5 separate regions of the Homo sapiens genome follow, and regions 2, 3, 4 and 5 are each linked to region 1. Evidence: chromatin loops called from intact Hi-C (ENCODE). Cell type or tissue: PC-3. All regions are shown on one strand.

Region 1 (5,000 bases):
CACTGAACTTGGGAGCAGATCTGTTTTCCAAACATGAGGTGACTCTCGGTTTGAAATGAATCACAAGGGGCCCGGCTTTCCTGAGACGGCAGGATAAAGAAGACATTCTGTGGCATAGAATGAGGTGTGCCTCAAATCTAGAATCTCCAGTTAAAACCAATGACGGTGGCCTGGCGCGGTGGCTCACCACTGTCATCCCAGCACTTTGGGAGGCTGAGGCTGGTGGATCACGAAGTCAGGGGTTTGAGATCAGCCTGGCCGCCAACATGGTGAAGCCCTGTCTCTACTAATAAAACAAAAGTTAGCTGGGTAGGGTGGCACGCGCCTGTAATTTCAGCTACTCAGGAGGCTGAGGCAGGAGAATCGCTGGAACCAGAGAGGCGGAGATTGCAGCCAGCCAAGACCATGCCACAGCCTGGGAGACAGAACGAGACACCATTTACCCAGGGGGTAAAAGAACAACAGTTGCCCCACCAGGGTGGAAGTTCCCTAGGCAGTGAGGGAGAGACGGAGGGGCCTCCAGAAGGGAAGGAGAGAGAGCAGTTGCCCCAGGCTCTGTGAAGTTGGCCAGACCTCCCTCAGTGCCACCTCGACTTTCAATAACACTGGCCACTAGGTGATGTCCTATTTATTTTTTAAAAACTTATTTATTTTGAAAGATTGCAATTTAGGCTGGGCGCGGTGACTCACACCTGTTATCCCAGCACTTTGGGAGGCCGGGGGTGGAAGGGGCAGATCCCTGAAGGTCAGGAGTTCAAGACCAGCCTGGGCAACATGGTGAAACACTGTCTTTACTGAAAAAACAAAAGTTAGCTGAGTAGGGTGGCATGTGCCTGTAATCCCAGCTACTCGGGAGGCTGAGGCAGAAGAATCGCTGGAACGAGGGCGGCGGAGATTGCAGCCAGCTGATACCACCCCAAAGCCTGGGCTACAGAACGAGACTCTATTTAAAATAAATTAATTAATAAATAAGTGAATGAATGTATGTGAAAAGAAAAATGCAAGAAAATGGCAGAGCACGGGAAGGCTCCACTCATTCCTAAAGACCAGAGCAGAAAAACAGGACCTTCAACTTGAGACATAGGCCATTTTTAATCTGTTGTCACCATGCTCAATTGGCACCAAAGAAGGGCAGATTTCTGTGCCGCCTGTCTGTCATCACCGCTCTCGTCAAGTATAATTACAGGGTCACGACTACATAGAGATCTCTCAACCCACCAAATGTGTCCGTACTTTTATGAGCCCGGTTGGGAGAATAAACAGGGCATTTAGCAAAGTACTCATCGTATGTTCTTTGGTCTGCCATGTCTCTTGTGAAACCAATCAAATTCATGTTTCTGTTTTTTTTCCAGCCCTCGACTGTCCACAGAATACTGAAATAAAAGAAGAGTGAATACATTTTATGCAACAAGGAGGAAAAACAACAAAGCGAAAGTCTTAGAGGCTTGTGATACATACACAGGGGATACAGAATAAGGAGATTCTTCCAGAATCCACACAAAGACGGACAGACAGAGGGATGGGAGGAAACAAATTGAGAAAAGAGAGAGAGCAGAAAAGATCAAGAGAGACAGAGATGTAAAGGGAAGAAAGATGAAAAAGAAAATAGAAAGGCAGAGAAACAGAAGAAGAGAATGAGAAATGAGAAAAAAGGGAGGAAGAAAAAGAGAGAGAAGAAAAAGAAAAGAAAGAAAAGGAAAGAAAGTGAAAGAAAAAAAGAAAGATGAAGGAAATAAAAAACAAGGCAGCACAACATGGCTTATGCCTATACTCCCAACACTTTGGGAGGCTGAGGTGGAAGAATCGCTTGAGTCCAGCAGTTTGAGACCAGCCCTGGCAACACAGTGAGACCACGTCTCTACTTAAAAAAAAAAAAAAAAATTAAAAAGTTAGCTGGGTGTGATGGCAGGCGCCTGTAGCCCCAGTTCCTTTGGAGCCTGAGGTGGGAGCATCTCTTGGGCTCGGGAGGTGGAGGCTGCGGTGGGCCTTGGTCAGGCAAATGTACTGCAGCCTGTTGCCCAGGCTCGTCTCGAACTCCCGAACTCTAGCGAACTGCCTGCCTCAGCCTCCGAACTTGCACCTGCCATATCCAACGGCCCTGGGGGTATACAGTGACAGATTTTAGTAGACATGGCGTTTTGCCATATTGCCCAGGTTGGTCTCGAACTTGAATCCGGGAATTTGAGGCTACAGTCAGCCATGGTCGTGCCACTGCACTGCAGTCTGGGTGATGGAGCAAGACTCCATCTCTAAATAACTAAATAATAAAAACAATAACAATAATAACAAACAATAATACAAAGAAATACTAACAACAACAATAATAATAAACTAGTAGGAGTGAAAAATATAAAAATATAAAAGATAATTTAGATCACAATTAATAGCAATAATTTCAAGGAGTTATTTCTTTAACCTGTCTCTCTTACTTTCTGAAACAGGGTCTTTCTCTGTCACTCAGGCTTGAGGCCAATGGCGTGATCATGGCTCACTGCAGCTTCGACATCCCAGAATCAAGCAATTCCTGCAGTCTCAGCCACTTGGAAGGTTGAGATAGCAAGATCACCTGAGGGAGCCCAGGAAGGTCGAGGCTGCGGTGAGCCGAGATTACATTCTCATACTCCAACCTTTCTCAAAAAAGAAAAATAAAGGTAAAACAACAGCAGCTTCAGTGTGTAAAAAGAGGAATAAGAAACATAAAAGAAAAAAGAAAAACAAAATGAAGGACAACTGAAAGTACTGTGGAAACAATTGGAGAGGAAGAAACGACGTAGTGAGAGAACGACATCTAGTGGATGCAGGTGGTAGTGCTGCTGACCAGAGAGATCTGTTCTACCTTAGAAATCCCAAGTTAACCATCAAAGCCAGCGCTCGCCGCCGACATTTGGTGGACCCGGCGCTCGCGGACGGAAGCGATCAGACCCAGTTGGAACCTTATCACACCGAGCCTGCCCACCTTTGCGGCCATCTAACTCCGCCGACCTGCCCGCCGTTCCGCCACCGTCGGCTGGTTGACCCGGGCTGCGGAGAGAGGAGGAAAGACAGAAAGGCAGTGACTGGCTCCTGTCCCATTCCCGCGCGCCTGGGGCGGGTAGAGGGGCCGTGACCCCAGTGGCCACCACTGGGCATGCGTGAACACTACTCGGACAGGAACCACAGGGGCACACCCTCTGACACCCACGCCTCAGCCATTCTCACCAGGCCCGATAAATCCGATCCCAGCCCCTGAAGGAGGTCAAAGCGGGGTGCAGGAAGGAGGCGGAATTGGAGAGGGAACGACGAGCATGGGCGACACCCCTACCTCGGCAAACCCCAGCACAGCACCTTGGAAAGCCCGCAGATGGGGACGGGCGCCTCCCGAAGACACAGCGGGCACCAGTGGTCTCTCGGGAGGGACACCTGCTGCGTGCTTCGGGGCTCCGGGTCCGGTGGGCATGAGCGGGCGAGGAAACTAGGTTCCGGGTATAACAGGAGAAAGGAAGGAAGGTAGACGTCAAGGGCTGAATTACACAGGACACGCCACATCACCAGGTCCCCCGCGCACGGGTGCAGGGAACCTTGTGTGGAGGTTTGACTTTCAATAGATCGCAGCGAGGGAGCTGCTCTGCTCCATAGAAAACCCTGACCCAGAAGCAGGATGTCTACAAATAGTTTAGCATCCGGTTCCCCAAAAACACGTTATGTGATGGGTCAGGGGGTGACCGCCCTTCTGGCAGCAGCCCATTTCCTACGATGAGGGGCTCTCTGCACCGGATCCTGGTTCCCGGCGCATGGCGGGACATGCCCCTCCTGAGGCAGAGCGGCCCGCCGGAGGGGACGGCAGAGGACCGCCTATCCAAGGCCAACAAAGCCAAGCACATACACAAAATGTCTGAACCTGCGGTTCCTCTCGTACTGAGCAGGATTACCATGGTAGCAACACATGGGCAACAACACAAGGGGAACGCAAACAGTAAAACTAACCTGTCTGACATGGATCTAACCATAATGCTTTTAGGGCATGCGCACCGCTGTTGGGTGAATCCATTCTAGTCCGCCTTGCCCTTCGCAAAGAAAAGAGAACTCTCCAGACGCGGTGGATCACGCCTGTAATCCCAGCACTTTGGGAGGCTGAGGAGGGAGGATCACCTGAGATCAGGAGTTCAAGATCAGCTTGGCCAACATGGTGAAATCCTGTCTCTACAAAAATACAAAAATTAGCCAGGCATGATGGCGGGTGCCTGTAATCCCAGCTACCCAGGAGGCTGAGGTGGGAGAATCGCTTGAATCCGAGAGGCGGAGGTTGCAGCCAGCCGAGATCGCGCCATTGCACTCCAGCCTGGACAACAAGAGTGAAAGTACCTCTCAAAAAAAAAAAAAAAAGATACAAATAATTATATGGGCTCTGTTGCCCAGGCTGGAGTGCAGTGGCTTGATATCAGCTCTCTGCGGCAGCCTCCATCTCCCGGGTTCAAGTGATTCTCCTGCTTCTGCCCCTCGAGTACCTGGGACTAAAGGCAAGCGTGCCACCAAGCCCAGCTAATTTTTGTATTTTTAGTAGAACTGGGGTTTCACCATGTTGGCCAGGCTGGTCTTGATCTCCTGACCTCAAGGGATCCACCCGCCTTAGCCTCCCAAAGTGCTGGGATTACAGGTGTGAGCCGCCACACCTGCGCTATGTGTTTTTTAAATCTCTCTTTCTAGGGTCATGAGAATTCTCATTAATTTCACTTAGAGCTCCTGGAGAGAAAAGCCTCTATTATTGTCATTGTAACAGTAAAAAAAAGAGAGATTTTTTTCTTTTGAGACAGAGTTTTGCTCTTGTTGCCTAGGCTGGAGTGCAATGGCCCAATCTCAGCTCACTGCAACCTCCACCTCCCAGGTTCAAGTGATTCTCCTGCCTGGGCCTCCCAAGTAGCTGGGATTACAGGCATGTGCCACCATGCCTGGCTAATTTTGTATTTTTACTAGAGACAGGGTTTCACCATGTTGGTCAGGCTGTTCTCGAACTCCTGACCTCA
Region 2 (5,000 bases), 180 kb before region 1:
GCTAAAATTCAAGATGAGATTTGGTTGGGGACACAGCCAAACCATATCAACTTCTAATATGGTACTCTAACAAAGTCTGTCATAGTATTTGTTATTAAATGCAATGACAACTTGAGGGAACCTTGTGTGAAAAACATGGTATCAAGAAACACAAAAGTGACCTACTCCAGACAAGATGAACTCACCTAATGGGGGCTAACTAATGCAAAGTACAACATGATTGATTATCACTGAGGAAGAATATAAGAGCTAGGGTGTTTACTTGAGAATAGAAATCACATCTGGCAGAAGGGACAAAGACATACTTCATGGAGAAATTCACATTGGAGATTATTTGTATGGAAACCTGTGGAGACATTGCAGAAAGCATTTCATACAGAATAATGTGATGCAAACAAATTACACAGTAAACTAAACTACCATATGGCTGAGAAGCAGGTGGTGACAGTGGCCAACACTTATGAAGTGCTATGTGACAGGCACCAGTCTAAATTTTGAACATGAATTTATTTAAGCCTCATAGAGATGCCCTAAGGCAAATGCTATTATGATCCCCATTTTTACTGACAAGGAAAATAAGACATAGGGAATTGAAACAGTTTACAAACAGGAAATGTGGCTCCAGAACATGCCCTCTTAACCAGGGCGCTATACTGATTCCTGCTAAACTTGCATCATCTGATGGCCTGTGCATCCAAAGAACTGAGGTTATTTTTAGGAAGAAAGAACAGTGCTCTGCTGTATACAGTGAGGAGCAAGGAAAGCACGTCCCACACACAGACCCACAGATAAATGGGTGTGGAGAGAAAAATAGTTATTTAGAGATGATAGCCAGGTTTCAGTTAAAACTAGAAGAATGGCTCTGTGAGACAGGCCCTCCACTCTCCTGTAGATCCTGTTGTAAGTGATGCAGAAGCCAGAGAGAAGGTTGCTCTCCATCGGAAACATGAGGAGTTTCGGAGACCTCCCTAAAATATTTGGCCTGAAAGGGTTTGAAGCCAGGAGGAGAGATGCAGTCTTAGGAGAAACGTTTCATGAGCTGTAGCAGGTACCCTATCAGTCTTTCTCAGTAAGTACTGTTCTATGTAATTTTTATATTTTCCTTGCAACGCTATCACTCTCTAAAGGTCTAGTGAAGAAATCAAATTTAGATGAAGAAACCTAGCTTGACCTAGAATCTTCACTGTGTGTGTGTGTGTGTGTGTGTGTGTGTGTGTCCGTGTGTGTGTAATGTATACATTGGGTCTTTGGGCCAAATACACTGTAAGGTTTCAGAGGTATAAACAGGCCCTGGGCTTTGGAGAACCATGGGAGGGGATGATCTTGATCTAAGTCAGTAGTTTTTACTTAGCCACATCTAGAAATCTATGTCTTGGTCATAAATTTTGTTCTTTGAAATGCAGGGAAATGTATCATAAAATGCAGGAAATGCAAGGAAAAGTAACACATTAAAGCTAATTGGTTATTAATATTTTAAGAGCATATGAGAATGTCATATTCTATTCCCTCCAGCTCTCCAACCATATCCCCGACACATACCCACACACTGCCTGCCCGCACGTAAGCACAAGTATTTCTGGGGATCATGAGCATGAGAACTTTAGGGGTATTGCTAGGAAAAGAAGGAAGAGAGTAAGTAGGAAGACTGAAGACAGAGAAAGGAACCACCAGAAAGAGTAGAAAAAAAGAGAGGAATCCTTTCTTCACATACCAGTGACTCTAAGAATACCTTTCTCCATTAAAATAATATCTCATCCAGGAGGCACGTTCAAATGAAATACACGTGGAATACTGATATGAAAAGACAGAAGAATATAATAGGATCTGAGTTGAAAGACCGTGCTTATCTCTTCACTTGTACTATAATAATTTACAGTGATGTTCTTTAGTTGGGGTAACTGTGATGGGCAACGCTGAAACCCTTTATGCCAATTTTGTTTTCAAAATGCATTGTCTTAAATTTTCCCTCAAGGTGGCACTCTTGGACAGCTTTTCCAGTTATTAGTCTGACAGGAACTTGGTACCATTTTACTTACCTTCATAATGTCACAGATGCTAGTGATTTTTTCATTTTTTTAAATGCATTCTTTGAACATTTTTAGCTTTAAGCAAATATATTTGCTTATTTTTGTCATTGAGCATTTTGAAAACATGTGGTTAGAAGCTTGAAGCAGATAATCATAGCTGCATTCTATTCCCCATAATTAAGAATACGTAAGGCCTGGCACAGTGGCTCACGCCTGTAATCCCAGCACTTTGGGAGGCCGAGGCGGGTGGATCACCTGAGATCAGGAGTTCGAGATCAGCCTGATCAACATGGAGAAACCCTGTCTCTACTAAAAATATAAAATTAGCCGGGCGTGGTGGTGCATGCCTGTAATCCCAACTACTCTGGAGGCTGAGACAGGAGAATCGCTTGAACCCGGGAGGCGGAGGTTGCGGTGAGCTGAGATCGTGCCATTGCACTCCAGCCTGGGCAACAGAGCGACTCCATCTCAAAAAAAAAAAAAGTATTTAGGGCCGGGCGCGGTGGCTCACACCTGTAATCCCAGCACTTTGGGAGGCCGAGGCGGGCGATCACGAGGTCAGGAGATTGAGACCATCCTGGCTAACACTGTGAAACCTCCTCTCTACTAAAAATACAAAAAAATCAGCCGGGGGTGGTGGCGGGCGCCTGTAGTCCCAACTACTCGGGAGACTGAGGCAGGAGAATGGCGGGACCCCGGGAGGCGGAGCTTGCAGTGAGCGGAGATCGCACCACTGCACTTCAGCCTGGGTGACAGAGCGAGACTCCGTCTCAAAAAAAAAAAGAATATGTAGAAACCTTGATATTTTCTCTTTCTTTCCAATTGGAATACCAGTCAAACCTGGAATTTATAAATAGTTTTAATAAATGTGGAATTTGTTTTATATATATATAGTAATATATAGAGAGTAATAAAAATATAGTAATGTATATATAGTAATAAAAGGCTTCCAAAAGCTTCTCTATGGGAAATTCTTGTTTCCCTTAATCAGGCCATTAGAAAAGCAGCCTGCCATTCTCTGATAGCTGTGCTATAGAGCAGGTTACTTGATAAGGAATGAAAGCAGTGATTCTATTTGTTATGTAATGTGAGTGACATGGAAGGTAAATTTTTTAAAATAGTCATGGATTTTAGCTTTCTGAAAGGAATGCAATTTGGAAGTTTCTCCAAATCTCCAAATGGTTTTGAGTTACATATAATGCAACCTGACACCTAGCTTGATGTTTGAATTCTGTGTAGCTAGAATGTTGATAGACTGGATCTTTTCTGTTTTGTAATGTTTGGTATTATACTGGACCTTTCCTTGTGTTAATTTTTTCTCTTTATTAACATATGAAAAATTCTGTGAACTATTGATCATCCAATGAGATTTTCTCCGTTTCAAAAGACAAATAATGCAATTTGGAAGACTGTAAATTTGTTTGCATGTAATCTGAATCTCTAGATATACTCTAATTTTTTTTCAGTAAATTCTGAGTTAAATGTTTATCATTACAATGTCAGAGGATTAACTTAATTTTTCTATCTTCCAAATCCAGTTTTCCTTCATCAAGAACAAATTTTCATCGAATTGAAATAATGGTGTAGTTTTTGGAAGAAAACTAGCTTATTATGAGAAATAATTAGCAGGCATCTAAGAAAAAAATTTTAATTGAATTTGGCTTCATATTTTTTAAGGGCTTTGTAATTTGGGCTTAATATTTGATAAGGGTAAATTAACCAAGATCAAAACCTTTAAAATATTCGAATTGATAACTATTTTGTAATTATTGAAATAACTTTTCTCTAATAAGTAAAGGAGAAATACATTGAACAAAATAACCAGCCAACTTTCTGCTACACACTAAATTTTGATAGACTGTCCTTGTCTAAAATAGTTATTCAGCTATAAATACAGAACACTTGAGCTAGAGTCAGAATACCTGGATTCAAGTCCTGGTTCTGCCATTAGCATGCTGTGTGAACCTAGGAAGGTGAACTTAGGAAGGTGAACCTATTAGATCAAATGAGAAAGGAAAATACATACAAAAAGTATTAAATGGCTGTTAATTGCACACAGTGTAAGGTTTATGCATAATTTATTTAATATGACTGAGGCAATACAACAAATAGTTTTATTAACTTTTATCATAATTTTTGTATGATGTTAAATAGTGTTAGATAATTGAATCGTTCATTGTTGCTATTTTCAGGAATGTTTTAAAATGGCTTTTTACATCATTTAAAATGTCAGTTCCTTCTTTAACTTAAAAAGACACAGATTTTGGTCACTTTTTTGTATACTTGCTAATTATTACAGTTAATGACCTTGTCTTCCCAAAACAGAGATGTTCTAAAATGTTCTAAATGTTCCATTTGATGTTCTAAAATAAATGTTACATTTGGTACATTATTTAGAATTACATTAGTTGGGCATTTTACCGATGCAAGGAAGAAATACGGAAAGTCATTGAGAGTAGAGAAACATGAGTTAGGAGAGGATATTTTGCTTCCATCTACATAGTCTCTCCCTGGTGGGCCCTAGAACTTTTAGCATTGGAATGTATAGCAAAGCCTCATCAAGAAGTGAGACTTGAGATAAAACTTGAGTTCAAAATATCTACCCTCTTTTTCATCTTCTGTCTCCTTCCCCACACTCAAACCCACAGAGATTCTATTTGGTCTACTCTGGTTCCCACTCACAACACACACAATAGGCTTCCATCTGAGCCATAGTAGGACTCACTCAATATAACCCATGAATATTTTCCTTTGACTCAGATGCCAATTGATGGTCCTTAGTTATGGCCAGCATAGCAGAATAGGTTACATTAAAAATGTAATTCTCATGTTGCTTCAGCTTTATTTAGAAACAATTCTAGCTGCTCTCATGATAAGGAGGTATGAACAAGAACAATATCCATTGATACAGCCAATATAGCAATATGCCATTTTTATAACAACCAGAAACATTTTAATGTAATAAATACAAGT
Region 3 (5,000 bases), 75 kb after region 1:
CAGGGGCTGCTGGAAAGGCACTTTCTTCCGTGGGAGTACCCAGGCACACTTTCTTGGCCGCGCTGATTTTTTTCCTTCCACAGCTGCCTCGACCTCCTCTTTCAAGCCTTGACTTCCCTTATGTGCCTTCTTCCCACTTTGGGGTGCCCCGCGTGGGAGAGACAAGCACCCCGGGGATGAGCCAGGGATGCCACAACCCCCGTGGACCGCACCCATGGGTTGCTGGGAAGGCATTTCCATCCAAGGGAGGACCCAGGCCCCTATTCTCGGCCGCGCCATGTTATTTCCTTCCACAGGTGCCTCAACCTCCCTTTTCAAGCCTTATCTTCCATGACGGGCTTTCTTGACACTTTGGCGTGTTCCCTGTGGGTGAGACACCCATGCCACGACACCCGCGGACCCCACGCAAGGGCTGCTGGGAAGGCACTTCCATCCGTGGAAGGACCCAGACCTCCTTTCTCCGTGGCGCCATTTTTCCCTTATGGGTTTTCTTGCCACTTTGGGGTCCCCTCCTCTTGGTGAGACATGCACCATGGTGGCAAGAAAAGGATGCCATGACCACCGCGGACCCCAGGCAGGGGATGCTGGGGAGGCACTTTCATCCATGGGAGGGTTCAGGCCCCCCTTCTTGGCCGTGCTGTTTTTCTTCCTTCCACAGCTGCCTCCACCTCCCCTTTCAATTTTGGCCTTCACTTCGGGGTCTTTTGTCGCTTTGGAGTGCCCCCGTGGGATTGTCGCGCACCGTGGGTGCACGCCAGGAATGCCATGATCCAACGACCCCTGTGCAGAGGCTGCTGGAAAGGCACTTTCTTCATTGGGAGGACACAGGCCCTGTTTCTCAGCCGCGCCAATTTTTTTCCTTCCAAAGGTGCCTCAACCTCCCCTTTCAAGGCTTATCTTCCCTTATGGGCCTTCTTGCCCTATTGGGGTGCCCCCCCATGTATGAGACATGCACCCTGTGACCCCCGTGGAACATCACGCACAGGCCGCTGTGAAGGAACTTTCGTCCGTGGGGGTACCCAGGCCCGGTTTCTCGGCTGCACCGTTTTTTTTTCCCTTCCACACATGCTTGGACCTCCCCTTTCAATCCTTATCTTCCCTTACGGGCCTACTTGCCGCTTTTGGGTGCCCCCCGTGCATGAGCCACGCACCACACGACCCCCGCATACTCTACACATGGGCTGCTGGGAAGGCACTTTCGTGCCTGGGAGGACACAGGCCCCTGGCTGTGCTGACATTTTGATTCTTTCCACAGGTATCTTGACCTCAACATTCAAGCGTTATTTTCCCTTATGGGCCTCCTTTCTGCTTTGTGGTGCCCCCGTGGGTGAGAACCATACCCCACGACTCCTGCAGACCCCACGCAGGGGTCTCTGGGAACGTATTTTTTTCCGTGGGAGGACCCAGGCTTCCTTTCATGGCCTCACTGTTTTTCTTCCTTCCACAGCTGCCTCCACCTCCCCTTCAATCCTGACCTTCACTTTGGGGCATTTTGTCGCTTTGTGGTGCCCCCATGGGCTTCTCTCACACCGTGGATGCGGGCCAGGAATGGCACGTTTGTCCGGGCCCTGCACAGGGGCTGCTGGGAGGCACTTTCATCTGTGGGAGGACCCAGGCCCGCTTTCTCAGCCACGCCATTTTTTTTCCTTCCACAGGTGCCTCGACCTCCTCTATCAAGGCTTATCTTCCCTTATGGGCCTTCTTGCCGCTTTGGGGTGCCCAGCATGGGTGAGACACGCGCCCTACGACTCCCGCAGACCCCACGCAGGGACTGCTGGGAAGGCACTTCCATCCGTGGGAGGACTCAGGTGCCCCTTCTCGGCCGTGCCATTTTTTTTCCTTCCACAGGTGCCTTGACCACCCCTTTCAAGCCTTATCTTCCCTTGTCAGTCTTCTTACTGCTTTGGGGTGCCCCGTGTCTGTGAGTCACGCACAGTACGACCCCCGTGGGCCCCACGCAGGGGCTGCTGGGAAGGCACTTTTGTCCGTTTCTCGGCCACGCCATTCTTTTTTCCTTCTACAAGTGACTCGACCTCCTCTTTCAAGTCTTATCTTCCCTTATGGGCCTTCTTGCTGCATTAGGGTGCCCCCTGTGGGTGAGACACACACCCTGAGTGTGAGCCAGGAACACCACAACCTCCGCGACCCATATGCAGTGGCTGCTGGGAAGGCACTTCCGTTCGTGGGAGGACCCAGGCCCCACTTCTTGGTCGCGACATTTTTACCTTCCACAGGTGTCTCAACCTCCCCTTTCAAGCCTTATCTTCCCTTTTGGGCCTTGTTGACGCTTTGGGGTTCCCCCGGTGGTTGAGACACGCACACTGGGGGCAAGCCAAGACACCACGACCCCTGCAGACACCACGTAGGGGCTGCTGGAAAGATACTTTCGTCTGTGGGAGGACCCGGGCAACCTTTTGCCACACAATTTTTCTTCCATCCACAGCTGCCTCCAGCTCCCCTTTCAATCCTGGCCTTCACTTCAGGGCCTTTTGTCTCTTTGGGGTGCCCCCCATATGCTTGTTGCACACCGTGGGTGTGCGCCTGATATGCCACGATCACCTAGGCCCCGCGCAGGGGCTGTTGGGAAGGCACTTTCATCCATGGGAGGACTCAGTTCCCCCAACTCAGCCGTGCCGTTTTTTTTTCCTTCCACTGGTGCCTCAACCTCCCCTTTCAAGCATTATGTTCCATTATGGGCCTTCTTTCCGCTTTGGGGTGCCCTCCGTGGTTGAGACACGTACTCATTGACACTCAGGGATCCCACACAGGGGCAGCTGGGAAGGCACTTCTCTCTGTGGGAGGACCCAGGTCCCCTTTCTCGGTCGTGTCTGTTTTTTTCCTTCCGTAGGTGCCTCAATGTCCCCTTTCAGGCCTTATCTTCCATTATGGGCCTTCTTGCAACTTTGGTGTCCCCCCTTTTGGTGAGACACGCACCCTGGGGGCGAGCTAAGGACGCCACACCCCCTCGAACCCCACGCAGGGGCTGCTGGGAAGGCACTGTCGTCCGTGGGAGTACCCAGGCCCCCCTTCTGGGCTGCACCGTTTTTCTTCCTTCCACAGCTGTCTCCACCTCTTCTTTTAATCTTGACCTTCACTTCAGGACCTTTTCTAGCTTTGGGGTGCCCACCGTGGGCTTGTTGCGCATCGTGGGTGTGGGTCAGGGACCACATGATCCCCTGGGCACTGTGCTGGGGCTGCTGGGAAGGCACTTTCGTCTGTGGGAGGACACAGGCCCCCCTTCTCAACCACTTCATTTTTTTTTCCTTCCACAGTTGCCTCGACCTCCCCTTTCAAGCCTTATCTTCCCTTGTGGGCCTTCTTGCCGCATTGCGGAGAACCCCTTGGGCTTGTTGCATACTGTGGGTGCAGGCCAGGGATGCCATGATCCCCTGGGCCCTGCGCAGGTTCTGCTGGGAAGGTACTTTTGTCTCTGGGTAGGCCCCCGCCCCCCTTCTCGGACATGCCATTTTTCTTCCTTCCACAGCTGCCTCCACCTCCCTTTTCAATCCAGACCTTCATTCTGGGGACTTTTGTCCCTTTGGGGTGCCCGCCGTGGGCTTGTCACACACCGTGGCTGCAGGCCAGGGACACCACGATCCCCCGGGCACCACGCAGGGCCTGCTGGGAAGGCACTTTCGTCCATGGGATGATCCAGGCCCCCCTTCTTGGCCGCACATATTTTTCCTTCCACACGTGCCTAACCTCCACTTTCAACCCTTATGTTCCCTTGTGGGCCTTCTTGACGCTTTGGGGTGCTGCATGTGGGTGACACACGCATCCCACGACCCCCGCGGATCCCACGCAGGGGTTACTGGGAAGAAACTTTTGTCCATTTTAGGACCCAGGACACCTTTCTTGGCCACGCCACTTTTTCTTCCTCCCACAGGTGCCACGACCTCCACTTTCAAGCCTTATCTTCCCTTAAGGGCCTTCTTGCCACTTTGGGGTGTCACCCTTGGTTGAGACACGCACCGCATGACCCATGCAGACCCCATGCAGGGTCTGCTGGGAAGGCACTTTCTTCCCTGGGAGGACCCAGTCCCGCTTTCTTGGCCGTGCCATTTTTTTTCCTTCCACAGGTGCCTCAACCTTCCCTTTCAAGCCTTATCTTCCCTTATGGCTCTTGTTACCGGCTTGAGGTGCCCCCTGTGTATGAGACATGCACCCCGTGGGTGAGACACCACTAGGATCTGTGGGGGTTGTGCGGTGCGTGTCTTACACAGGGGAGTCATCCCAAAGCGGCAAGAAGGCCCATAAGGAAAGTTAAGTCTTGAAAGGGGAGGTCAAAGCACCTGTGGAAGGAAAAAAATGGCGCAGCTGAGAAAGGGGGCTGGGTCTTCCCACGGACGGAAGTGCCTTCCCGGCAGCCCCTGTGGGTGGCCCGGGGGATCGTCATATCCCTGGCCCGCAGACACAGTGTGCCACAAGCCCACGGGGGGCACCCCAAAGCGACAAAAGTCCCCGAATTGAAGGTCAGGATTGAAAGGGGAGGTGGAGGCAGCTGTGGAAGGATGAAAAACGGCACAGACAAGATGGGGAGCCTAGGTCCTCCCGGGGACGAAACTAACTTCCCAGCAAGCCCTGCATTGGGTCCACGGGGGTCGTCTGGTGCGTGTCTCACCCACGGTAGGCACCGCAAAGCGGCAAGAAGGCCTATAATGGAAGAAAATCTTTTAAAGGTGAGGTCGAGGCACCTGTGGAAGGAAAAAAATTGGCACAGCCGAGAAAGGGGTCCTGAGTCTTTCCGAGAATGGAAGTGCCTTCCCAGCAGCCCAAGTGTGGGGTCCGCAGGGTCGTGGGGTGCGTGTCTCACCCATGGGGGTCACTGCAAAGCAGCAAGAAGGCCCATAAGGGAAGATAAGGCTTGAAAAGGGAAGGCGAGGCACCTGTGGAAGGAAAAAAGACGGAGTGGCAGAGAAAGCGGGCGTGGGTCCTCCCACGGATGATAGTGCCTTCCCAGCAGACTGTGCATGAGGGCTGGGGGATTGTGGCATCCCTGG
Region 4 (5,000 bases), 410 kb after region 1:
TTGAGTTTTGAGTGTTCCATTTGTTCTTTTAATTATGGCCTGCCCTTGGGAATTATACAGAATTCCTCTGGTACGTGTAATTTTCCACTGATTTAAGAATTTTAGGAAAGCTGTACTACAGTCCTGGTCCCTTGTCAGTTTTAATTTTTTTGGAACTCCCATGACAGCAAAACAAGATAAGAAATGTTTTTTTAACATGGGAAGTACTTTCTCCTGTCTGGCATGTTGCCCATATGAAATGTGAATAAGTATCAACTCTTACATGGACACATGATAATCTTTCAAATGAAGGTACATGCGTGACATCCATTTGCCATAACACATTAGGACACAGACCTCTGGGATTAACTCGTGCCTCTTGAGTGGGCAAGTGTAGGACTTGACACTGGATGCAATGCTGTACAATACTTTTTGCCTGTTTCCATGTGACATCAAATTTGTTTTTTAATCCTGCTGCATTTACTTGAGTCAAAGCATGAAGTTCTTGTGCTTTTAAGAATGCAGATGATACCAGTAAGACAGCTTGTTCATTTGCTTTAGTTAAAGGCCCTGGTAAATTAGTGTGTACTCAAATATGAGCAATATAAAATGAGAAATTTCTTTTTCTTACAGTTTGTTGTAATAAATTGGACAGCCGGTTTAACTGATCTTGCACGCTATATTTAATTAGAGCTGTCTCAACATCCCTTGTAGCCTGTACTACATAGGCAAAATCTGATACAATATTAATAGGTTGATTAAAATCTTGTAACACTGTAATGACTGCAACCAACTTTGCTCTTTGAGCCGATTGATAGTGAGGTTTGATGACTCGCTCTTTTGGCTCTGTGTAATCTGCTTTTCCATTGCTGGAACAGTCAGTAAACACTGTCAGAGCATTTTCTAGAGGTTTATGTCTGGTAATTTGGGGTAAAATCAAAGTAGTCAATTTTAAAAACTGGAAGATTTTTGTTTTTGTTTAATGATTTTCAATAATTCCCACAAAGTTAGCAAGACCGATCTGCCATGCACCACAATTGATAAAACTTCTCTAACTTGTTCCTTGTTTAAAGGAACAACTATTTTGTCTGGATCATTTCCACACAATTTTATTATTTGTAATCTTTCCTGACCAATTAATGTAGCTATTTGATCCAAGTACAATGTAAAAGTCTTAATTGTACTGTGAGGAAGGAATGACCACTCCACAAGATCAGTGTTTTGAATAATGATGCCTGTTGAAGAAGATGCAGTAGCAAAAATCAAATGTTGGTGTGGGGCTAAGGGATCTATTCTATTTATTTGTTCTGACAGAATATTTTCTTTCACTAATTTAATTTCTTTTGTTGCCTCTGTGGTTAATATTCTTTTACTATTTAAGTCAGGGTCTCCTCTTAACATAGAGAACAAATTTGACATGGCATAAGTAGGAATGCCTAGAGTTGACCGAATCCAATTAATGTCTCCTAGCAATTTTTGAAAGTCATTTTTAATGTGTCTTTTCTTATCTCTATTTTTTGTGGCTTAGTTTTTCTATTTTCTGTCTACATCCCAAATAATGAAAAGCAGTAGATGTTTGAATCTTATCAGATGCTATTGCCAGTCCTGCGTTGGCAACCTCTGCTTGCAGAAATGTGTAAGAGTCAATTTGTCTCTCGTTTCTGCAGCACACAAAATATCATCAACATAATGAATGATGTAACAGTCTGAAAACTTGTCTCTGGTTGAAGAGCTTGACCTATGGAAGTCTGACAAATAGTTGGAGCATTAAGCATTCTCTGAGGTAACACTTTCCAGTGAAACCTGGTGGCTTGTTTTTTATTATTTATGGCTGGTATAGTAAAGGGAAATTTTTCAAAATCCTGCTCCGCCAGAGGAATGGTAAAAAAGTAATCCTTCAGATCAATTATAATTAAAGACCAGTCTTTTGGGATCATGGCCGGAGAATGCAACCCGGGTTGGAGAGGGCCCATGGGTTGAATTGTGGCATTTACGTCCCTTAAGTCAGTTAACATACGCCATCTACCGGATTTTTTCTGAATTAAAAACACAGGAAAATTCCAAGGTGAGAATGAAGGCTCAATATGTCCCTTTTCTAATTGTTCTTTTGCTAATAAATGTAAAGCCTCTAGTTTTTGTTTTGGTAGTGACCACCAATTTACCCATACCGGTTTTTCTGTTTTCCAAGTTAATGGAATTGGTTTAGGAGGCTCTATGGTGGCCACCCCTAAAAAGGAAACCGTATTCATTTTCTCTCTTGATTTCCCTCAGCCTCAATTGGGACCTTAATGCCATTTTCATTTTTTCCTAGTCCCTTTCCTGGTACATATCCCATTTTAGTCTTGATTTTTTAACTCGTGGGGCAGTATAATGGAGTGGGCATAGTGATTTCTGCACCCCATTTTTGTAATAAATCTCGACCCCACAGACTAACAGGAATTGAGGTAATCATTTGCTGAACAGTATTTTCTTGATTATCCAGCCCTAAACAATGTAAAATCATAGTACTTTGATATACCTCTGAGAAAGTGCCTATGCCAACAAGTCCTGTAACAGCCTTTTGTTTAGGCCAATTTTTTGGCCACTGATTTAAAAATGATAGAGACATCTGCCCCCGTGTCTACTAACCCTTCAAACTGTTTTCCTTGAATAACGGCCTTACACCCAGGTCTGCTCTCTGAGACTTGACTTGCCCAATATGCAGTCTTTCCTGCTGGATCACTGCTTCCAAACCCTCCTGTTCTTTTTATCTCACTGTTTCCAACCTTAATATTAGGCAGGAGTAATAATTGAGCAATTCTGTCTCCTGGACTGGCACTCCAAGGAATTGAGGAGCTAATAACCAATTGAATTTTGCCTTTGTAGTTTGAATCAACCACACCAGTACGAATTTGAACTCTCTTTAGATTTAGACTTGATCTTCCTAAGATTAGTCCTACAGTCCCTTTAGGCAGTGGGCCATACATTCCTGTAAGGATTTCTTATGGGGGCTCCCCTGGAAGCAGAGAGACTGCTTGTATATACATAAATCCGCTGCACTGCCACTTGCGCCAGGGGACATTTGTTGTATTGTGGTAACTGGCCCTTTCCCTGAGGCACTAGTGACAGTGGGGTTTGTTGTCCCTGAAAACCCTGAGGAACAAAGGGCTGAATTGGGAATGTCCCAGTTTGTTGCAGGGCCTGAGGGTGGCCCCTCTTCTCGTTTCCTGACAATGGTTGTCTATTTTTATCAAACTTAGAACGACATTGATTAGCTCAATGTTTGCCTTTTTTACATCTGGGACATAGGCCAGGTGGCTCTTTATCTGTTGTTGCAGTGGCTTGAGTTGTTATATTTTGTTCATTTGAGACTGGGCAATTTTTTTTTAGATGACCAATTTGACCACGATTATAACATTTTCCCCCAAATGTTCTAACTTGTCCTCCTAAAACAACTCCCATTATTGCTTGAGCCATAAGCATAGCTTTATGCATAGCTCCTCCAATTCCATCACAGGCTTTTACCTACTCTGAGATTACATCTGATCCTGCCGTGAACTTCCATTTTAATGCCTTAATGGCTGATTGACAATCAGGATTGGCATTTTCATATGCCATCGACTCCACTATGAACTTACAGGCATTTTCATCAGGAATTGACCTTTGAGCAGCATCTTGGAGTCTTGCCACAAAATCAGGATAGGGCTCTTTATAGCTTTATCTTATTCTATTGAATCAGGGGCAGGTGGTTTCTGGGCCTTGGATTTTTTTCCAGGCCCTAAGGCAGATAGCTTTAACTTGCTCAATGGCCTCATTTTGCATTACTGCTTGTTGATTAGTAGTGTAACAATTTTGACCTGTTCCTAATAGTTGATCTGCATCTATGTTAACTGGAGGATTGGCAGCCCTATTTTTTCGGACTTGTTCTTGAGCCCCATCAATCCACCAAGTCTTATGTTGTAAAATTTGCGAGGGTGAGAGTGATGATTTGGCCAAAATCTGCCAATCATAAGGAATGAGTCTATGTCCATAAGCAATGGAATCTAATAATGTTCTCATATAAAGGTATAGCGCTATTCCCTGTGGTACTGGAAACATTCCTGGCTGTCCATACTGATTTTCTGGGGGTGGCCAATACTGAAGTTTGGCTGGTGGCCAGTATTGATAGGCCACCAGAGGTTGGGTCTTATTTTTTATCAGCTGATATTGTGGACACTGTATTTGGATTGGCATTGCCATGACAGAGACTCTATCTTTTTTTATTTGGTATTCTTTTGGGGTTTGTACTTGTCTAACCTGCATTTGGGGTTGTAATGTTACAGACATCTGAACTGCTGGAAGAGGAGTTGGTCATCGTGGTTTAGACTCTGATGGTCCCATTTATTCTGTACCTTTTTCTTCTAATTTTAATGTTTTAGGATATATTACCTCCTGTAGTTGATTGTAGTCAACACCTTGCGTTGACTGAGCCATTACATACTCTGCTACATATTTACAATGTGAACTTTCCATTCCTTTCCAGGATTCTGTCCCTGCCTCTCCTTCACAATCTATTACACAGCTTTCAGGGGTATCAGAAACTGAAAAGCTATCTTCTCCTATTTGAAAAGGTTCTAAAGCTGCTTTAATAATGGACCAATCATTCCATACTGTAAGTGGGATGATTTTACCCTCCTTATTTTCTTGTTTTAATTCTATGCCAATTTTTTCCCAATCTTTTATATCTAAAAGTCCCTGTTCTGGAAGCAATGGGCAGAATTGTTCTATTGTTTCAAATAGTGTGATTAGGTTTTCTGTAGAGACTCTAACTCCCCCTCTTTTTAAAAGAATTTCAATAAAGCTAGATAAAAGGAATATTTACTGTCAGTTTGTACCATTGTTACCCTGGGTTGCTCTGAGCACACACAATCTTACCACAAGGCTGACTGTGGACTTACTCGGGAATGTCTCTTCTACTTGTCCTCAATGACCATGTTCTAGCGTAACTTCAACCTAGAGAAAAGCACCCTCGTTGGGCACAAGATGACGGGGGACAGCCCCTC
Region 5 (5,000 bases), 95 kb before region 1:
GCTTCAGCTCTGGGTAGACTGACCAGTCTCCAGTGTGGTCAGAGCAAGGCAATTGTCCTTCTTACTGGTGGTTGGGTTTCGCCGTAGGCCCATTCGGGTGGGGTGATCTGGGTCTTGTTGGCTAATCCAATGGTCATCATTGGGAGTCACTGCTGCCACTGGTTTCAGTCGGCTATGGTGAATCCAAGGTGTGACAGCTGTAACTTTAAAAGCAGTAGGAGTAGACATGATTATAATATGGGGCCCATCCCATAAGGGCCCCAGGGTTGTTGAATTTCACCTTTTAACCCAGACAGAGTCCCCCGGCTTATGTGGATGCACTGGGTCTGTTAGACTTACAGGTATTCTTTTTCTTATCCAGCTTTGCCCCTCCTGCATTGTTACTCCTAAAGCCTGCATCTGTCTTCTAAGAATTAACTTTTCTAACTACTTTAAATTCCCTCTAATTTGATTAATAATTGGGGGTGGCCTTCCGAACAATATTTTATAGAGCAAATACCCAGTTTGTTTTGTAGGTGTACACCTGACCTGGAGGAGGACCATGGGCAAGACATGATCCCATCGTGAGTTTCCTGGCAAAACTTTTTTAGTAGCTGTTTGAGTGTCCAGTTCATCCATTTTACCTTCCCTGAGCTCTGTGGTCAGTAGTCTGTATGCAGTTTCCATCTGATCTTTAAAAGTTGAGTCAGCTGTTGTACTACATCTGCCACAAATGCAGGACCATTGTCTGATCCTAGGGTTAAAAGAAACCCAAATCTTGGTATGATGTCTTTTAGTAGTACCTTTGTCACCTCTCTTGTCTTTTTAGTCCTGGTGGAGAAGGCCTCAATCCACCCCAAGCAGGTGTAAACAAACATTAGCATATATTGGTAACCTCCTGCTAGAGGTAACTCAGTAAAGTTTACAAGCAGGTTTTCACAAGGCACAGCCCCTACTTCCTGAATTCCTGGAGGTCGAGTAGGTCCTTGTTTTGGATTATTCTGGGCACAGGATAGACCTTGTTTACAAACAGTACAGGTGATGGCAGAGAGCTGTGGCACATAGAAATGCCAACCTATCAAAGTTTCTAGGGCTGTCCTTCCAATGTGTGTTCCTTGATGGATCTGTGTCACAAACCTTGGGGCTATTGTCCCTGGGATGGCTAGCCTCCTGTTAGAGAACAGCCACCATCCACCTTTAATATATTTTTTTGTTTTCTGACCAAACCAAGTTTTTTTTACTGAAGAGTAATTGGGTACCTCCAGCAAAGGGGGCTCTATAAGGAGAGGAATTGATAAAGTTTTTTTTTTCAGGTAAAGCCTTGCTCATTGCTGCCCGCCCAGCCTCTCGGTCTACCTTTCTGTTGCCCTGCATCTCAGCTTTTCTCAATTTGGTGTCCTTTGCAATGAATGACAGCCACTTTCTCTGGAGCCCATATGGTTTTTAATAATTGCAATTTTTTTTTTTTTGCCTTTAGTAGTCAAAACTCCTGTCTCTTTGTATATTGTCCAACGGGCATGCAGGATTGTAAAAGTATATCTTGATCAGTATATATGTTTACTTTTTTTCTTGGCCAATAACGGTGCTCTGGTTAATGCTATTAATCTAACCTTCTGAGCAGAAGTCCCAGAAGGTAAGGCCTGAGCCTCAACCACCGAGTGCTGGGTCACTACTGCGCATACCCTGCATATCATACCCCATCTGTTATGAAACTGCTGCCATCAGTGAAGTATTTAACATCTGAGCTCTCCAAGGGGGTATCTCTGAGATCTTCCCAGCTCTAGAACACTTTGTCCACCGTATTTATGCAACAGTGGGGAAGATCCTGCCAGCAGTGAGGCAATCCACCGTCCTTTCAATCAGGTTTCTCCACAGGCAGCAGGGTAGCTGGGTTTAAGGTATTTACAGTCTCTAGTGTTATCTGGGGATTGTCATACAGAAGCCCTTGATACTTTAGCATTTTAGAATTGGACAGTCAACGATGTCCTCTTTGCTCCATTAAGGTGATTACAGCGTGTGGCACCCTAACTATTAACTTTTGACCTAGGGCTAGCTTGTTGGCATCTTCTATAAGGATTGCAGTAGCTGCCAACGCCCTGAAGCAGTGGGTCCAACCTAAGGCCACCAAATCCAGTCTTTGGGTAAGTATGCTACCAGCTGATGCCAAGAACCCAACAATTGAGTTAAGACTCCGACTGTCATTCCCTTTTGTTTATCCACGTACAAAAAGAAGGACTTTTTTTTTACATCTGGCAACACTAGCGTCGGAGCTTGGATGAGAGCTTCCTTTGTATCTTTGAAGGCCTTTTCTTGTTTCTTTTTCCACAGGAGCAGCCCTCTTTTTTTTTCTTCGGTAGTCTCATATAAGGGCCTTGCTATAAGGGAGAAGTTGGGAATCCAGGTTCGGCAGAATCCCGCTGCACCTAGAAATTCCCTGACCTGCCACCTTGTAACTGGGGTGGGCAATGCACATACAGCCTCCTTGCATGCACTTTTAAGTCTGCACTGGCCTTGGAATACCATGAATTCTAGATATTCAATCTCCCGAAAGCAGACTTTTGCCTTGTCCTTGGACACTATGTAACCAGCTTCACGCAGCAAGTGAAGAAGCCTCTCTGTTCCTTAGAGGCATTTCTCCCTCATGGGGGCAGCGAAGAGCAAATCATCAATGTGTTGTAATAGCACACAATTGTCACTAGGTGGCGCAAAAGCCTCAAGGTCGGTAGCCCAAGCCTCCTCGAAAATAGTAGAATTCTTTTTTTATTTTATTTTATTTTTTTAATTATTATTACTATTATTATTATTATTATTATTTTAATTATACTTTAAGTTTTAGGGTACATGTGCACATTGTGCAGGTTAGTTACATATGTATACATGTGCCATGCTGGTGCGCTGCACCCACTAACTCGTCATCTAGCATTAGGTATATCTCCCAATGCTATCCCTCCCCCCTCCCCCCTCCCCACCCCAGTCCCCAGAGTGTGATATTCCCCTTCCTGTGTCCATGTGATCTCATTGTTCAATTCCCACCTAGGAGAATTCTTAAACCCTTGTGGCAGCCTTGTCCAGGTATACTGCGATTGTCTCCACTGGAAGGCAAATATAGGCTGATTTTGGGAAGCAGTCTCAAGGAAAAGAAAGCGTCCTTTAAGTCCAGACACGTGAACCACGCGGCCTCAGCAGGAATCTACCCCAACATTGTGTATAGGTTGGGTACTATGGCATGGATAGTGACAGTGGCTTTGTTTACACCCTGGAGGTCCTGCACTGGCCTGTATTCACCATTTGGCTTGCGAACAGGCAGCAGAGGAGTATTCCAGGAAGACTTGCATTTTACTATAATCACTTGTTTATAGGGCTGATTTAAATGTTTTGTTATGTCATCAATTGCCTCTCTGGGGAGGGGGTATTGACGGACTGGTACCGGGGCAGCATGAGGGTTAAGCTCTACTACCACTGGGGGTCTGTTTGCAGCAAGCCCAGGGGGGGTTGTCCTCAGTCCATACACCTGGTACCTTGAAAAGCATTCCCTACATATTGTGTAGGTCTGGCTCTGGCAGCCTCCTGGTACACAGTTTATAGAGCCGCCATTCCTCAGTTTTTGGGACAGTTAGAGTCAATACCATTGCCTTTGGCTTCCCTATCTCCAGGGTCATATTCCCTTTAGGTGTAAAGGAAATCTGTGCCTGCAGTTTCTGGAGTAAGTCTCTTTCCAACAAGGGCACTGGACAGTTTGGCATGTATAGGAACTCATGCTGTACTTCTTGTCCCCCAATAACACATCTCTTGGATTTGTAAAAAGGTCTCCGTTTTTTGGCCCCAGTAGCCCCTATGATAGTGGCACAATTTTTTGTGGGGGGGGGGGGGCTAATTGGGTGAGTTACCACAGAGAAATCAGCACCAGTATTGACCAAAAATTTCATTAATTGGCCTCCTACTTCCATAGAGACCATAGGCTCCCCGGGGCCTAAAGGATGGAGCCCGGTCTGTCTTAGTCCTCTAAATGCTTGGCCCCCGCTAAGCTGATCAGATCAGGATCTGCCTTTGAAGCACCATGACTAGCAACCGAATGCTGTCCTCGAGTGTTAGACCATTGACTATCATCTTCATTCTTTTTTTTTTTTTATCGGGGCACTCATTTTTCCAGTGGCCGATTTGCCTGAACCTTGTACATTGGTTGCTGTCCAACCGGCACTGGCTTTCCTCTCCCGGTCTTGTCTGCCCTCTTCCTTGGCCTCTGCCTTGGCTATGCCCTCTAGCAAATCCAGGGTTACTTTCTGTTAGTGCAGTAGCTACAAACTGACTTGTCTTTTTGTTTTTATTTTTATTTTTAATTTTTTTTTTATTTTTTTTCTTTCTTTCTGCCTCTTCCTTCCGGTTTACATATATTTTGTTTGCTATTTTCAGGAGTTTACTAATATTTTTTCCTGCAAAGCCTTCTAGCTTCTGAAGCTTTTGTCTTATGTTTCCCTGAGCTTGCCTGACAAAGGTCATATTTATCATAATTTGGTTTTTAGGAGCCTCCAGAATAACTGGAGTGTATAGTCTATATGCCTCACAAAGCCTTTTATAGAATGCACTTGGGCTTTCATCAGGCTTTTGGCGCACTTCTGATATTTTACTTTTATTTATTGCCTTCGTTTCTCCTGCTTTTATCCCATTTAGGAGTGTCTTTCTATATAGCTGCAGCCGTTCCATGTCCCTTGCCTCATTTGGGTCCCAGTTAGGGTCATCATTTGGGTATCGCTCCATGGTGAACTGGTGCGGATTAGGGGTGGTCTCTGGGGCTTCCCCTTCTAACCAGCTGAGAGCTGACTGATTAACTCTTTTACGCTCCTCTGTATTAAATAAACTTAGCAAAAGTTATTCAAAATCCGGCCAGGTCAGGTTATGTGTGTTAATAATAGAATTTACCAAATCAATAAGAGCCTGAGGCTTTTCTGTATAGGAGGAGTTGTGCTGTTTCCAATTTAAGAGATCAGTAGTGGAGAAAGGCTGATAAACATAAAGCCTAGGGC

What was found. Hi-C counts contacts between places; a loop is a spot of excess contacts. Peaks named below come from ENCODE experiments on the same cell type or tissue, not always from the same donor. Only the 100,000 strongest peaks of a DNase experiment are listed, where the experiment ranks them.
Region 2: a loop joins it to region 1, with 20 times the contacts of the local background. A loop is called at or near these places in 32 of 110 quality-filtered maps.
Region 3: a loop joins it to region 1, with 4 times the contacts of the local background. A loop is called at or near these places in 2 of 110 quality-filtered maps.
Region 4: it touches region 1 in a loop (14-fold over the local background); 4 of 110 quality-filtered maps call a loop at or near these places.
Region 5: it touches region 1 in a loop (18-fold over the local background); 82 of 110 quality-filtered maps call a loop at or near these places.

The regions. Positions count from the first base shown.
Region 1 is chr12:34,215,825-34,220,824 of GRCh38, forward strand. It overlaps LINC02963 (long intergenic non-protein coding RNA 2963), which reads right to left and starts at 3,387. Exons shown (of 5, transcript NR_185896.1): 1 at 3,302-3,387; 2 at 2,957-3,021. RefSeq lists enhancers at 1-101, 2,563-3,063, 2,841-2,990, 3,064-3,564. In PC-3, a CTCF peak has its summit at 2,797 (motif pointing left); a DNase peak (open chromatin) is centred at 2,797; H3K4me3 peaks cover 1,223 bases.
Region 2 is chr12:34,036,580-34,041,579 of GRCh38, forward strand. No RefSeq gene overlaps it. Among named protein-coding and RNA genes, the nearest start is that of ALG10, 17 kb to the left of the region's middle. In PC-3, a CTCF peak has its summit at 1,988 (motif pointing right); no DNase peak of the experiment used is centred here.
Region 3 is chr12:34,291,312-34,296,311 of GRCh38, forward strand. No RefSeq gene overlaps it. Among named protein-coding and RNA genes, the nearest start is that of LINC02963, 75 kb to the left of the region's middle. In PC-3, a CTCF peak has its summit at 2,126 (motif pointing left); no DNase peak of the experiment used is centred here.
Region 4 is chr12:34,623,321-34,628,320 of GRCh38, forward strand. No RefSeq gene overlaps it. Among named protein-coding and RNA genes, the nearest start is that of LINC02963, 410 kb to the left of the region's middle. In PC-3, CTCF peaks have their summits at 2,010 and 2,217; a DNase peak (open chromatin) is centred at 1,981.
Region 5 is chr12:34,120,625-34,125,624 of GRCh38, forward strand. No RefSeq gene overlaps it. Among named protein-coding and RNA genes, the nearest start is that of LINC02963, 96 kb to the right of the region's middle. RefSeq lists a silencer at 2,574-2,623. In PC-3, a CTCF peak has its summit at 2,603; a DNase peak (open chromatin) is centred at 2,627.